2 separate regions of the Mus musculus genome follow, and region 1 is linked to region 2. The links are chromatin loops, found by intact Hi-C in ENCODE. Cell type or tissue: left cerebral cortex. All regions are shown on one strand.

The links. Peaks named below come from ENCODE experiments on the same cell type or tissue, not always from the same donor. Only the 100,000 strongest peaks of a DNase experiment are listed, where the experiment ranks them.
Region 1: it touches region 2 in a loop (33-fold over the local background); 7 of 42 quality-filtered maps call a loop at or near these places.

The regions. Positions count from the first base shown.
Region 1 is chr1:36,599,020-36,607,019 of GRCm38, reverse strand. Fam178b (family with sequence similarity 178, member B) reads left to right here. Exons shown (of 16, transcript NM_001372417.1): 9 at 6,069-6,153; 10 at 6,436-6,612; 11 at 6,800-6,897. Among named protein-coding and RNA genes, the nearest start is that of Sema4c, 45 kb to the right of the region's middle. In left cerebral cortex, no CTCF peak of the experiment used is centred here; DNase peaks (open chromatin) are centred at 475, 2,546 and 3,396; H3K27ac peaks cover 322 bases.
Region 2 is chr1:36,711,138-36,719,137 of GRCm38, reverse strand. 4933424G06Rik (RIKEN cDNA 4933424G06 gene) reads right to left here and starts at 4,601. Exons shown (of 9, transcript NM_001374322.1): 1 at 4,441-4,601; 2 at 254-316. The coding sequence starts at 4,525. Gm33533 (a long non-coding RNA gene) reads left to right here. Exons shown (of 7, transcript XR_865346.3): 6 at 3,351-3,579; 7 at 4,453-6,290. In left cerebral cortex, no CTCF peak of the experiment used is centred here; no DNase peak of the experiment used is centred here.

The DNA of each region.
Region 1 (8,000 bases), 110 kb after region 2:
TGTCTGGGATGAGTGGAGAGAATTGGAATTACTCAGAAAAGAAAAGCAGAGACAAGGGCCTGGTGTGGAGGGATGGAGTGAGACAGTGACACACAGGGCACTCCTGGGAGGGGGGTCAGAAATAGGCGAAGACTTTCCCTTCAGGAGGAGACTGTCCTAGGAAGCCTCTGGACTGTGGCCTTTCAAACATGTCTCCAGGGTTCCATGTACAAACCTTAGCATATGGACTTCAACTTGACCAGGTACAGTGAAGCCCTGAATTGGAAGAGGAGACTTGCTATGCTGCACAGTGTCACTCCTAGACATGCCTTTTGACGCCTCCTTTACATGGGTCCTGGACATTGGCATAACTGCTAAGACTTTCGCTCAGAGGAGAATTCAGAGTCGTCCTGGAGGCCCCATCAATGATCACAAGGGCATTTTTCTAGCTCGTGGCTTGTAAGAGCCAACCGTGAACCATCTGCCAAACCCTTGAGACTAGTGAAGTTTTTCTGCCTGCATTCATTCTTCCTGCATCTTTCCTGGAGCAGGTGGGTGGTGAAGATGTTCAGGGCTCTTCCTTGGGTTTCTGTGACGTTTGATGGTTGAGAACACTATGGATTTCATCGTGTAGCTGTAAGACCACCCCCTGATAAGTATTCATGAAATGTCCTGATAGTTCCAGCATTCCTTCACCGAGGGCACAGCAACATCTTGAGAAATAGACAAGAGAAATGATAGATTAGGCCAGCTTTGTCCCATGGTCTTGTTTGTCCTTATTATTGTCCAGTCTTAGATACTGGCATTGTGCCATTTGTTCGCCATAGTTTGGTTTGCTTGTTTTTTGTTGTTGTTTTTGTTTTTTGAGACAGGGTTTCTCTGTGTAGCTCTGTGTGTCCTGGAACTCACTTCATAGACCAGGCTGACCTTGACCTCACAAAGATCCACCTGCCTCTGCCTCCCAAGTGCTAGGATTAAAGACGTGCACCACCATTGTTCAGTGCTGCTAGGTATTTCTCATCTCTATTGGCTTCTGGGCATGTCCCTACCAAGGACTCCCTCTGAGCCACCTGTGGTGGCACCCCTAGAGTCTAATAACAGCTCAGGGTAGAAGTAAGGACTGAATTTCCTCTGCACAGAGCCACACAACTGGCAGTTTCTCTAGTTACTGTGAGAAACTGTCTTTCACTATTTGGTCCTAAGCTCAGATGTCTGCCACCATCTCTCCTCTGAAATGTGCATCACGGTTTTCTAGCAGGGCTGGGAGATGGCTCAGTTTGTAAAGTGTTTGCTGTGAATCCTAGAACCCATGGAAAAGCAAGACACAGCTCTGCAGGGGTGGAGATAGAGGATGCTGGAGCTTGCTGGCCAGCCAGTCTAACCAACACTATGAGCTCCAGGTTCAGTGAGAGACCCTGCCTCATAAAGTAAGGTGCAGCTGGAGAGGCAGCTCAGTGGCTAAAAGCTGAATAAAGCTGAGCTAAGGTTAGGACCAGGAAGCAAGGTGAAAAATGACAAAAGGGAGGCATGGACCATCTCCAGATACAGTCACAGATGCATGCATGTATACACACATGCATACATACGCGCGCGCACACACACACACTTAGACCCCTGCAGGCATGGGTACACAACTCTGACACATACAAAGGCTTCCTCTCAGAAAGGCACAGCCCTTCAACAACTGCACCATGGCAATCATCTGAGGTCCAGAAAAGCAGCAGGATTGGGGGCAGGAGGATTTGGGGAACGGAAGGACAGAGGAGGAGCCAGTGTGTGAGCACAGAAGACAGGAGAGGAGCATCAGCATTCTTGCATGGTTTAGGCCCACACTGCTGCACAGCTGGGCTTTGTCTGTCCCCCAGCAATAGCAGCAAGGTCCTTAGGTAGTTGTGACAGTCCTCTAGTGCTGCTTCCTGATTACAAAGCTGTCAGTTGGCTTTCACAAAACAACCTAAGGGAAGAGGGACATTTCTTTTCGCTTACCATTTCAGAGGGATCTGTCCGGGGTCAGCTGGCTTCATTGCTTCTAGTGGCGAGGCAGAGGGCCTGGTGGAGGACATCTGCTCAGCTGGTGGTGGGGACACTCCTTGAAATGACACTCCTTGTGACCACATCCTGCAGCCGCCTCTCATCTCCTAACAACCTACTGAGCTAGAAACGCACCTGTCCATGACATTAGCTCTCTAACGGGAACAAGGGCCAGCTAATGGGCTTGCCTAGATACATGGATCTGACCTTTAGGAGAGTTCCACTACTGTCTTCTGGAAGCAGGGGTCAGAGTCCGCTTGGCTCTCAGACAGGGCCTTTCTTGCAGAGGCCAGCAGGTTAGTGAATGACTGCATACTGGAAGAACACCCTGCCAACACTGGGGCAGTAGGTAGCTGCCCTATGGGGCAATTGGATCCGGGTGTAATTTGTATGCATACACGCAGCCTCTTGGGTTCAGTAAGGACTGTTCTTCATTCAAGGAGAAACCACGTCCAGTTCCTACAGACTTCAGCAGGCTCACTGCTTAATGCCAGATGGCTCTGGACAGTGGCAGTGCTTGTGTGTGTGCCACCCTCCCTCCTCGAGGGTCACAGTGCTGTGCAGATGCTGGCTTTCATGTGATTCTCTTTCCTCCTCTCACTTCCTTTGGTTTGTTTGGGGTTTTGATGCAAGGTCTCATGTCACCCAGACCGACCTCAAATGCACTATGTAGCAGAGGCTGGCCCTTGAACCCCTGCTCCTATCTCTACTTCTACCTCCTAAGTCCTGGGATGATAGACATAAACCTCAATATTCAGCTTTTTCCTGTCTTTTAACCCCTCCAGTACAGTTAAATGTTGATGTGTAGGAAGAGGTCAGTTGATGTGCTCCTGTAAGTTCGCTTTATGAGTTTAAAACAATGCAGCTGAGACTTAAATAAAGTCCAAGTCCTTAAGGCAGGCCATGAGCCCTCAGCAGCAGCTGAGGAAGGAGTTCACTCCTAACCTGCTGAGTTCAGGCTGGAAGAATGGATTCTGAACTTTTGCTGAATTTTTGCTGTTCTGTGGCCTCTTGTTAGCTAGTGCTTCGTCTAGAACCGCAGTCACAGATGTGGCGGGGTGCTGTAGCATCTGCCTAGCAATCCTGAGGTCCTGAGTTCATTACCCAACACTACCGAGGACATAAATAAATCACGCTTTCAATAGCAGTCATAGATGCCAGCAGTGAGTACAGGACCCCATGGTGTTGCTGCCCAGAAAGAGAAGGGCTGGGAAACATCCGGCACTCAAAAGGGAGGATACTGGAGAAGAAAAAGCTTAGAAAAAGCTCTACTTGAGAAGGCCGGCGTCCCTTCCCAAGGCGTATGGGTCTGTCGCAGCCACACTTCCCTTCCTCAGACAGTTCTAAAAAGGCATGTCGCCAGCTCACACTTGCTTTTCCCTCCTCCCTTTGGCAGCAGCACACTGTCTGAAAGCCTGTTTCTCTGTAACAGCCCATGGCTGCCCCACTCTTTGTGAACGTCTGAAAACACGCCCAACCCATGCTTGAGCCAGGTGCCTGCTCTCAGGCTGGTACTGACTAAGACACCCACGCACGTATTGGCACAAACCCAGCATGCACCCAGATGTGCAAACTCCTACCTCACCCACTCTCTGATCCTAATAAATGCTAAACTCCAGAAGAAAGGCTGAGCCCAGCCCCAGCTTCCCCAACAACAACTTTGGTGTGTTGGCCCCAGTTCCTCAGCAGTGTAGAAGACAGATCTCTTTCCCATCTGTGGAACACCAAGGCCAAGAAGTGAAGAAAGGGGAGACTTTCCCTTGAAGCTGCAGTAGGTGCTGCCCTGCCGGTGCCCTGCCAGAGCATCTGTGCTAGTGTGGTTATCACTGTTCTCCTCAGCATGTGCAGCTAGCTAGGGTGCACTGCTTTCAGGGACTCCAAGCAGGTTCCTCAGTGTGGAGAGGACAGGATGGGCCTCCGAGGCAGCTCACTTGGCATAGCCCTTGCCTAGCAAGCATGGAGCTCTAGGGTTGATCCCCAGCACCATATAAACTGGACATGGTAGCAGACACTTATAATCCCAGCACTCAGAAGACGGGGTCAGAAGATCAAGACCATTCTCCACTACATAATGAGTTTGAGACTAACTTAGAATAGCTGAGACCCTGTCTCCAAAAAAACTGTGGAGAAGTGAATGAGACAGCAGAGGGAAGCTTTGCATAAAACCTACTTAACTGACCCAAAGTGGCTAATGTACATTTGGTCTGAAAGAGAATAATATTGTGAACTAAGAAACTTTGGGGGTGCTGGGTGGTGGTGGCGCACGCCTTTAATCCCAGCACTCGGGAGGCAGAGGCAGGCAGATTTCTGAGTTCGAGGCCAGCCTGGTCTACAAAGTGAGTTCCAGGACAGCCAGGGCTATACAGAGAAACCCTGTCTCGAAAAACAAACAAACAAAAAAAAACAACAACAACAAAAAAAGAAACTTTGGGGGCTGCCCACTCAGGACAGCCATGCCAGGAGCAGCTCCAGGCTGGCTGTGTTTGACTCTGGTCTTTAGGGAGGGGATTTCTTCACCCATTCCCCAGTCACCAATCTGCCCCATCTGGAGGGACTGGCCACACGGGGCCTGTCCATACACGACTTGTTAGATACAACCTAACAGCCTTTGGTAGGGGTGTGCAGCTTTGTCTGGCTTCTGTCTCACTTGCTGAATGTTGCCACGTGGTTCTTTTTTTTTTTTTGGGGGGGGTCTCTTTTCAGTTTATTGCATGAAGGAGTTACACTAGTCCAAGTTAAAAGCGGACCCCAAATGATTACATTATACAAGCTGTGAGGTTTTTAAACTTGTGACAAGGGACAGAAGGGAAATTCTACTCATTGAAAGGAAATCCTCGCTTAAGCTTCAGAGAGCCACAAGCACTTAAAACCCACGAGCCTTCAGCTGATCGTCCTTAGGCAGCCCAGTCTCTATCAGGAGCTGGCATATGTTCTTGCGCTGGTCACCCTGTAGCTGAATTACTTCTCCATATTCTGGATGCTCAATTACAGTACCATTGCAGGCAAATTTCTTCTTAAATGCCTTTACTAGTTTCTTTTTATTGTAATCATCAGCGATCCCTTGGACAGTTGTTGTAAGGGTCTTCCTGCCGCTTCTCTGTTGAATTCTTATATGGATATAATCCTCAGTGCCACCAGGAAGCAGGTCACCACCCTTACTTGCATCAGCAAAGGGGTCGAAAGAGTGGAGGTTCTGGATAGCGGACATACGATACGATTCCTTTTCTTACCATCATTGAACAGGCAAAAGAGATGGCTTCTGTGGAAGGACGACCATCAGAGAGATGAGAGGTAGGGTTTCCTGCTTTCGAGGTCCCAGGATGCTGAAGCTGGAGAGCTCCTCTGAATGTTGAGCAAGAGGAACTCAGTGACCACCCCCTCAGTGCAGTGCATACTCTCCCCACACCCAGGTGGGCTACAGGGGTAGGAACAATAGGGGTGTGGTGTCCAGCTCAGGTCTGAAAAGCCACAGCAGTCATGGGGGTACTTCCCTCCTACTCTGGGAAAGGTACTCCTGTCACCATATGGAAGAGTCCCATGTGGCAGGGACTCAGGACCCTCCCAATCCATGGTTGTATTGTTGAGCTGAGAGACAGGTCCCTAGCTTAGTCAAGCCTGATATGAAGGTAGCCCCACCCAGCCTTGAAGACCACTGTAGAACTACCCCCTAACTGACTGTTTCTGGACCCTTGACTCTCAGAATCTCAGTGGCATACTTTTGTTGTAATTTTTGTTGTTGTTGTTTTAAGACAGGGTTTCTTTGTATAGTCCTGGATGTCCTGGAACTCACTACATAGACTAGGCTGGCCTCAAACTCTTCCTGCTTCCGCCTCCTGAGTGCTAGAATTAATGACATGCACCCACCAGTATCTGGCTATAATAAAAGTTTTTAAGCCTCTCCTTGTGGAAGGTCTGTCCTAGCAGATGATGAGGGGACCCTAGACAAGCAGGTCCTCTGTGCACTCTCTGTTTCTCTGGCTCTGCTTTTCTTTCTCCTTAAGCACCTCCTACCACCTTAAGCACTTGCATATAATGATATTGTTTCTGTCTTATGTCAGGGTGCTTGAGAGTGAGGCCAGCCTGGATTCACAGGATCCTCCCCAGGAAGTGGCCTTGGACATTAAGTTGAACTACATCTACAAGGTGAGCCAAGCTTTCCTTTCCCAACTCACCCCAAACGACTTACTCAGTGGTTTAGGTGGGTAGCTTCACCAGGCACCCACAGTGAGCCAACTCAACCCCAGTGCAGGCTCAGTGGTGGCCTTGGTACCCGTGCTACAGAAAGCCTGAAGTCCACCTATGACTGCCAGTATGGCTAAAGTGGTTCACAGAACAGGTGGCCTGCTGGTCTCTAGAGTCCCCACCCCAGCCCTTCCCTCAGCTCCATGCCCCCTCCCACCCCTGCTTCTTTGTCTTGCCCTCCAGTTCCTGACCCTGTGTCTCCTAGTCCGGCCAGTGTCCTACACGGATGCCAGCATCTTGGATCTGATGGAGCTGCTGTGCCGCGCAGGCCTGGATGTAGGGTTGTGCCTGCTGCCCAAGACTGACCTCCAGCAACTCCTGCTCCTGCTGCTGGAGAGAATCCAAGAGTGGCCTGGAAAGGTACACAGCCTGGGCTCTGCCCCTGGGAACTCCCTTGCCCCTGGAGCACCCTAGGTGGGGAGAGCATCACTTACAGCTTCTGCAGGGGTCCCTGGCCCTCATGAAGGGACCTTTGCTCCCCTAAGTTAGCAGGGCAGAGGTGACGGCAGCTTCCTCCAGCAGCTTACTGGGTGCCTCTGCCCTACAGCTCCAGCCCCTTTGCTGTGCCCTGAGCTGGGTGTCCGACCACCACCACAACCTGCTGGCCCTCGTGCAGTTCTTCCTGGATGTGACGCCTCGGGGCAGGTGGGTGCTTCTCAACCACATCCCACGGGATCTTTCAAGGATCTAGAATCTTCCATACCAACCCCAACAAACAAACTGTCTGCCTGGTTTCTAAAGTCTCAGAGGAAGAACTAAAAATACAATTCACTAATGAGTTCTTTACAAATGAAAAAAAAAAAAAAAACGCCTAATTTTCTTAACATGATCTTATTAGTAAAACACTGTCTTATGCAATTAGCTTCTGCCGGCAGTGCCTGCCTGCCCGCCTTTCTTTGGGGCTCCCCCACCTTAGGTTTCTGGGTTCTTCTTGTCACTCCTTCCCTCTCTTCCACCACCCACTCCTGCTCCTAGTCCATCACCGTTTATTTTCTGCGCAGCTTTTTTCTGCCATAAATTATCTTACTATTTATTTCCCTATTTGGACTCACTCTCCCCACCTAGTCACTTCCAGAGCAGGTGCCTTGTCAGGATCACTGCCATAGCGCCCCACATCTCAGCCCCCGCCTGGCGGGCCAGTGGTGTTTTGTAAAATTCTTGTGGAATGATGAAGTGAACAACAGACAGCCCAGAAGATAAGAGCTGTTGGCTGGACTCTCCTGGCCTTGTCTCTCCTCATCTCCACCTTTGTTCTCCTGCTCCTCACTCACAGCCACAGGGAGGGCCCTACCTGGGCCCTTGGTCCCTCCCTTCCCACCCCGGTCCTGAACAGGCACATGACAGTAGTGGTCCATGGGTATTCCCCTGTGACTTCCCAAGAGACCTCACCCCAGGCCCATATGAGCAAACATACTCTACTGACTTGGTGGCTCAGCCATCACCCTGCTGGTTTCAGCTTCCGGCTCTTCCCTAGGAAGCTGCTCAATCCACACCCCAGTGTTCGCCTGTCCAAGCAGCCCACACCCTGGGGATTTCTTTCCATTTTATTTGAACCGACTGAGCCTGTCCCCCATCTGCTGTCCCTCACAGCACATCCACTCCAGGGAGCAAGCTGGAATCAAGCTTCTCCACCTCCTACTCTTCACCCCTAAACCTGGGCATGTTGACTTCAGAACCCTAAGTCCCTGGTTTTTGGTTGCATCTTTGTGTCAGCTCCATGATGGCCATTGTGTTGACTGGGTCTTTTC
Region 2 (8,000 bases):
GCTCATGGCTTTAGTGAACTTCTAGATGGCAGTACTGACCCCCTCCCCTGCCCCCATTTTGAGAAGCAGAAATCTTACCAAGGTTTGGTTTATTGCCCCATTTGCTTAACTCTGGGGCACTTGCATGCTTAGGGGAACTGACTCTTAGCCACAGAGCAGAATGCTCCCCCCCTCCCCGTTCCCTCTTACCCAAACCACTAGAAAGAGGTAACTTCTTCAAATCCAGCCTCAGGTTCCACAGGAGACTACTTACCAAATAGTCTATCCATATCTTCTTTGAGATGCTTTGAACTTGAGGAAAAATTGTTCTCCACACCTGCAGGAGAAACAGGATCCCCTGTGATTACATCTTTCACTGGTCAGGCAAGCATGACGGTGTACGTCTGTGATCTAGTATTTTCGAGGTAAGTGGGGCCAGGACCAGGAGTTCTTGGTCAACCTTGCCCATAGAGCAAGCTCAAGGCCAGCTTGGACTTCACAACTCTGTGTCAAAAATACATAAATAAATAGCCTTCCTCTGTATGTATCACCTCTCCGTGCTGGATACAGCCCCAGTGGACACCTGAGCCTGCGCACAGTATCAAAGCCCATGTATGTTTTCTCTCATGTGTACATACATGTACTGTCTTTTCCATTTTAACTGTTACTTATGCTTGGTGACCATGACTTTTGCTCTCTGTGGTATAATACCAAACAGGCACTAATTTTGTTTGCTACTATGGGGCTTTTGAGGATCCCAATTGTGGTTTAACGATAAAGACACAGAGACATCTGTATACTATAAAGTTGTTGGCCTGTTTGCCTGGGCAGACTCTTAGCTCATGTAACTTGAACTGATTTCTCCAAAGCTGCCCATCTCCACAAAACTCTCTCTGCTCTCCTCCCTGCTCAGTTCGAGTCTCCCTTCTGTCCTCCTGCGTCTGTTTCCCCCTGGTCACTCTGTCCATCCTTCTGCCCCAGTTCCAGCCACCAACTTGTATTATACAAAAAGTCACACTCCTTTCTCATCCAGTTGGCTTTGGGGGTTACCCAGACCTTCCCCATTGCAACTTATCTTTCTTTTGGGGCCGGTGAGGAAGCTAACATTTACATATCATGCTAGCTTTACACAGCCCAGCAATTAACAAGTGAAAACACACGGACACACTCTTCCATAGCTAGTAAATACAACATTTGAGGGTCATTCCAACAGTTTGCCTTCTTCAGTTGCATGAATAGAAAATTCACTCTGGGGCTGAGACTGAAGGTTAGTAATAAGGCCCGTGTTCGAGGTCTGAGTTCAATCCATCCCAACTGCACATCTCATCAACCGCAACCTTCAATTCTCTTCCTAGAGTCAAGCACATTTGCCTTGTTTCTTTTCTCTGGGCTGTTTAAAAGGACTGGATCACTACCCCAGCTTTGGACCTTTATTACAAGAGCAAGCAGGCTTAAAAGGTGGTGCAAGTGGGTGTTGGCAATTCATCTAGGCTCTGCCCAACAGCTACCTAGCAACAGCCATGTCAACCTGGCATGTAAGAACAGCTCAGCCACCCAGCTATTCTCTCCTGCTCCCCAACCCCCTTCTATCTCCTCCTTCTCCTCCCCACCCCCCCCAACCCCTTGACCTGTTTCAGCCAGCCTCTTCCTCTCTACTCTTTTATAGCCCTGGCTGTCCTGGAACTCACTTTGTAGACCAGGCTGGCCTCAAACTCAGAAATCAGCCTGCCTCCCAAGTGCTGGGATTAAAAGCAAACGCCACCACGCCCGGCCTCTCTACTCTTTCTGTCCTTCCTGTACCCCGTTCTCTGCCTCTACCTCTTTTCCAGTTCCCTGTCCCTTCCTGCCAGCTTCCCTTCCCTTCCCGCCAATAAACATTCTTCATACTAGGTTTGTCACATGGCTTGGCTGTTCAGGGGGACACACTGGTTGGGCGCTAAGGTACTTGCTCCTGCTCCATTGTCGTGGGGAAAGAAGAAACTTGCCTTCAATCCTGATGATCTGAGGTTTATCCCTGGGACCCACAGAAAAGAACTGACCTCCATTCAGTTGTCCTCTAACCTCCACACATGCACACAAATAATAATAACAATAATAATCAGGAGAACAGGGACTGCATGAACACAAGCTCTGTGACACCATAGCATCTGCGACATGGTGCCATGGATGGCTTTGGGACAAAGGGAAGGCAGCACACACAGTGTGGATGCACTGGACAAAGCAATGGCTTACATTGTAGGCAGGGCAGAGCAAGAGGTCCCCCAATTTCATCAAGGTTATAGAAAACAGTGTACAAATTTAAAATGAATCTTCTGTCCATGCAACTGTGAAGAAGGCAAATAAATTTAGTGCCTGTTTGGTATTATACCCAAGACAGCAAAAGTATGGCCACCATGAGTGATATGTAACAGTTAAGTGGGAGAGACAGACTATACATATATGAGAGGAATTGGGCTTTGGTACTATGTACAGGTTCAGGTATCCACTGGGGCCTTTGACTGTATCCTGCACAGTAGGGTGATACATATAGATGGACATTATTTTTGAGACACATAAATAATAAACAATACAGGAAGTTGTCATTGCTGTTGGTTGCCCAGTGGTGATGGTAAGATTTTTTTTTTTTTTTTTTTTTTTTTTTTGGTTTTTTGAGACAGGGTTTCTCTGTGTAGCCCTGGCTGTCCTGGACCTCACTCTGTAGACCAGGCTGGCCTCGAACTCAGAAATCCGCCTGCCTCTGCCTCCCAAGTACTGGGATTAAAGGTGTGTGCCACCATGCCCAACTGATGGTAAGATCTTATTACTGAAGATATCACATGTTCTGGTAGCAAGACAGAGAAATCAAGCTGGGAAAGACTGGAAGTCCCCCCACTGCCCGTGACCCTCGAAATGTTAGAGGGTGTCATCCAAGCTGCTGGTGAGAAATTGTCCTTGTCTTTGTTTATATGTATAAATGCAAGTGTGCTGTGTGCATAAGTCAAAGCCCCTGGAACTGAAGTTAAGGATTACTGTGAGCCACCATGTGGGTGCTGGACATCAAACCTGGGTTCCATGCACAAGCAATAAGACCTCTTAACCTACGAGTCATCTCTCCAGTCACCAAGTCTTACTAAGACATGGATCCTGCATGCTACACTACCAATTAGCCAGGCAAAATATACCCACCAGTACCACCATGGCAAGTCTGTTATAGGAGGCAACCAACCAGATTCTAATTGGATTTGAGGCCCACTTAGAGAGAGAATTCATGTCTGGTACCTTAAGCCTGGTCAAAAGCCCGTGGTTGGGAGGTCATAAGCTCTAGTACAGGAGCTACTGCCCAGCTCAACAGTCAGGACATACCCATCAAGTAACTGTGTCTGTGTCTACAGATTAATGCTGCTGGCTGCTTCAGTCAGTGAAGCTCCCTGGTGCAGCAAGCAGTGGCAACTACAGAAACTCACAGCTGATCAAAGAGATGAGAGTTCCTGAGGTTGGGATCCCCAGCCATACATGGGACATCTAGACCATAGCTTCCAAGCTGCAGCGAACATTGCAGAAGGGACACAAGACTGTAAGAGACAGAGGAAGATGTGGAGTGTGTGGAACACTGACTCCCAGGTATGACACAGCCATCATACATGGGTACCCACAGCAGCCATGACTATCTGCACAAAACCTCCACTTTACATCAGCCGACACCTTGTCACGGAGGGGGAATGAGCTCACAAGGTCTCCCCCACTCCCTGAGGGTTTACATGAAGTTAATGATTCAGGGTGGGGTGGACATTCTTCAGTGGTGTAGCCACTAATGTGGCACTTCTACAGACATCTCCCCCATCCTGCTGTAAACAGTGTAATTCAACTCACTGGGCTATTTTACAAAGAGATGAAATTACAAGTGGGAGTAACTGGGGTGAAGGAGGAGACCGGAGAGAGTGGGGTGGGAACAACAGGTGACAGGTGAATTTAAACAAATACACTACACACAAGTACAAAAATGCCATAGCTGGTTGTATATAATCAGTATATACTCTATGTAGACCTCGCTCACTATGTAAACCAGGCTGGCCTCCAACTCACAGAGATCTGACCACCTCTACCTCCTGCCCGAGGGCTGGGACCAAAGGTGTGTGCCACCACCTCCCGGCTTAGTATATACTAATTTTAAAATATGAATGTGTGGATAAGATTGAGAAGTTTGTGGATAGCTGTTTTTTCTAATGATTGTTCTACTTGTGAGAGGTTTGAAAAACAATTTTTTTTAATAAAGGGTCGACATTTCTAAATACGGGATAGTTTTACAAAGCTCTAGAATTTGAGGGAGTGTCACAGGTGGGCAAGCTCAGGTAAAGGAAGTAGGACATGAGGAGGGCTCACTGTCCCAGCCTCGGCAGGAAGGGCCCACCAGCCAGCCTGGCTGAGGCTCCCTAGGGGTCTTCCATCCCTCCAGTTGCCATGACAGTATACTGATGATGATACCTTCAATCACAGGGATAGACAGGGGCTCTGTGCCCCAATGGCTGCCCAGGAAGATAACAAAGGAGAAGAACACAGTGTCGCTCATTTTTGCCACAACCAGAATGCCATCAGGGAGGAGCCATTCTCCTGAACTGCTCGCAGATAGGACAGCCCCAAGTTCCAGGATGCTGTGGAACCCGTGTTCTGTGAGGTCACACTGGGAAAGGGGCAAGTCTGTAGTCAGGGACGGAGAGGGACACTTGTGACCCTCAAACAGTCTCTCTGTTCACTGTCTCAGCTCTCTGAGGTCTGGTTAATCCTGCATGCCCTGCAACCTAAAGATGGGAATGTGTCAACAGGATACACGGAATGAAACTCAACTGTGGCCACTGGAGCTAGAGCCACCAGGTGTACTGTATTGGTCAACATAGCACATTAACAGGAGGGACAGGAGAGGTTGTCCTGTGGTGGTAAAGGGCTTGCTTGGCACATATGAGGCCCTGAGGTGGAACCTTAGCACCAAGAAAACAAGAAGGGATTGCATTAGTGAAGTGTTCTCACTATAGGTTAGCTCTGGAAGGGCCAGAGATTAAAGATCTGGTCACCAGCCCATGAAGACAATAGACTCTTTAGGAGGCAGGAGTGGTGACTGGAAGATCACCAGAAATGGGCTGTTTCAGGCATTTGGTGGTCTGAATAAGAATGGCCACCATGGGCTCATTATATGTGAATGCCTAGTCATCAGGGAGTGGCACTGCTTGAGAAGGACTGAAGAGGTGTGGCCTAGTTGGGGAAAGTGTGTCACTGGGGGGGGGGGGGGTGAAGCTTTGAGGTTTCAAAAGCCCAAGCCAGGCCCAGTCTCTCTGCTCTTCCTGATGCCTACAGATCCATAAGTAGAACACCCAGCTACTTTTCAGCACCATGTCTGCCTGTGTGCTGCCATGCTTCCCACCATGATAATGCACTAAACCTCTGACACTGCAAGCAAGCCTTAGTGAAGTGCTTTCTTTAAAATAAGAATTGATCTGGTTGTGGTGTCTCTTCACAGCACTAGAACAGTAACCAAACAAGGGAATAGTGGGACCCTGCCCCATCTTGCTTTTTGGCCGTCATAAGGGGAACAGTTTGCTCTGCCAAGCAGCCCTACTCCACCATGGTGCTTTGTCTTGCTGACTTCATGTACTGAAACCTCTGAAACAAGGAGTCAAAGTAAACCAAAGTAGACCAGGCTGGCCTCGAACTCAGAGAACTGCCTGCCTCTGCCTCCCTAGTGCTGGAACTAAAGGCATGTGCCACAACTGCCTGGCTGAGAATAATTTTTAATAGGAGCAATATTTACAATAGTAGAGTAATCTTAGTCTACTTGAATCATAATTACAGAATACTAGTTTGTGTTTTAATTAGAAACTAGTGTTTAACAAGACCATCTCTACAAGCAATGAACGGTCACTGGGAGAGAGACTCAGCCTTCCCCGGGTCAAGCTCCTGATAAGCTATCTAGTCCCAAGAGGTCAGCCCTAAATACACTGAGCAACACTAAATTATCTCACTAAATAACTGTACTTAGACACACAGACATCAATTATAGTCAAAGAATAATAGGCTATGAACTTCGGGAGTGGGAGGAAATGACAGGGTTTAAGGAAAGAGAGGAAAGGAGAGTGATATAAATATAATACTCATATATGAAATTATCAAAAAATAAAATTAAAAAAGTTTTTAAAGAAAACTACTTTTAAAAATTCTATTTCTGGCCAGGCGTGGTGGCGCAAGCCTTTAATCCCAGCCCTTGGGAGGCAGAGGCAGGTGGATTTCTGAGTTCGAGGCCAGCCTGGTCTACAGAGTGAGTTCCAGGACAGCCAGGGCTATACAGAGAAACCCTGTCTCTAAAAACAAAAACAAAAAAAAATAATAAATAAAAATAAAAAAAATAAAAATTCTATTTCCAATATATCTGTATATGTGGATTTTTGAATATTCATATTTAAATGTAAATATAAAATTTAATGCAGTAATACTTATTTTAAATATAATGCATGCTAAATGATTTTGATAGGCTATTCACGTTAATGAAACAATACACTCCACAAGCATTTACTAGCTGTTCCTCTAATACTCTCCCTTTTATCATATAAAGTAAATTTTAAATGTGTATTTATCTATGCGTGTGGATGCCCTTGGAGACCAGACAATGTGGGGGTCCCCTAAAACTGAAGTTACATACAAATTGTTGTAAGGGGCTCCACCTAGGTACAGCATATTCCTCATATCTGAGCTATATCTCCAGCCTTCATATGAAGTGTGTTTGGGTTTTTTGTTTGTTTGTTGTTTTTTGAGAAAAATTTTAAAAAGATTTATTGTATGTATATAAGTATACTGTCTTCATGCACACCAGAAAAGAGTATGTATTTCATGTCACAGTGCATATGTGGCGGACAGAGGCAGACTTAGAGGAGTCATTTCTCACCCTCCACCATGTGGCACTCAAGGATTGAACTGTCAGACTTGGCGGCATGCACCACTGCACACCAAGCCATCTTGTTGGCCCAACTCTTGGCCACTACACCTAGGTTAAAAAAAACTTTTACACAAGTTGCCTAGGACAAGAGTAGGAGTCAGCAAACTTGTCCTGTTGAGAGGTAAATAGAAAATACTCTAGTGTCTGTGAGCTACAAACTTCTCTACAGTATACTCTTCTTCATAGTCAATGCTACAATCCATTAAAAATGCAAGCACCAAGCTGGGCGTGGTGGCGCACGCCTTTAATCTCAGCACTTAGGAGGCAGAGGCAGGTGGATTTCTGAGTTCGAGGCCAACCTGATCTACAAAGTGAGTTCCAGGACAGCCAGGGCTATACAGAGAAACCCTGTCTCAAAAAACCAAAAAAAAAAAAAAAAAAAGGAATGCAAGCACCATTGGAAAGACTAGTCAATGAAATTGAAAGCTAGTGTTTTGAGGAAATGCTGTGACCCTCTAATACAGCTCCTCCTGTGTGGTAACTCCCCAACCATAAGACTATTTTCATTGCTACTTCATAACAGTAATTTTTGCCACTGTTGTAAATCATAACTTGAATCCCTATCTTCCAATGGTCTTAGGGGATCCCCAAGAGGTTGCCACCCACAGATTGAGAACTGCTGCTCCCCTGCTCTAGCCTGCCTGATCAGGGTTAAAAGGGGGGGGGCATCCCAGGTGTCCAGTGAGAAGGGAAACATCTCTGTAGACACTGAAAGAAAACCCTGGATACATTATGGACAACTTTTTGCCCATTACATTTGCCCAAAGCTGACAAATTCCATGACATACAAAGTAACAAAACAATGTAACTCAAGAAGATACAGCAAGACCGCAAGTGTAGCTAGTTGGTAGAGAACTTATCTAGGTGCAGGTTCTGTGTTCAGCACACCAAAGGAGGAGGAAGAAGAGGAAGAGGAGGATGGAAAGGGGAAGCTGCCACCACCACCAGAACCAGTCTACATCTCTTTTTTAAAAACTTAATTTGTATATTATAAATATACACACTTTCTTCCCACAAAGAAAACTCAAGATCTAGGTAACTTCATGAGTGAACGCTATCAAAC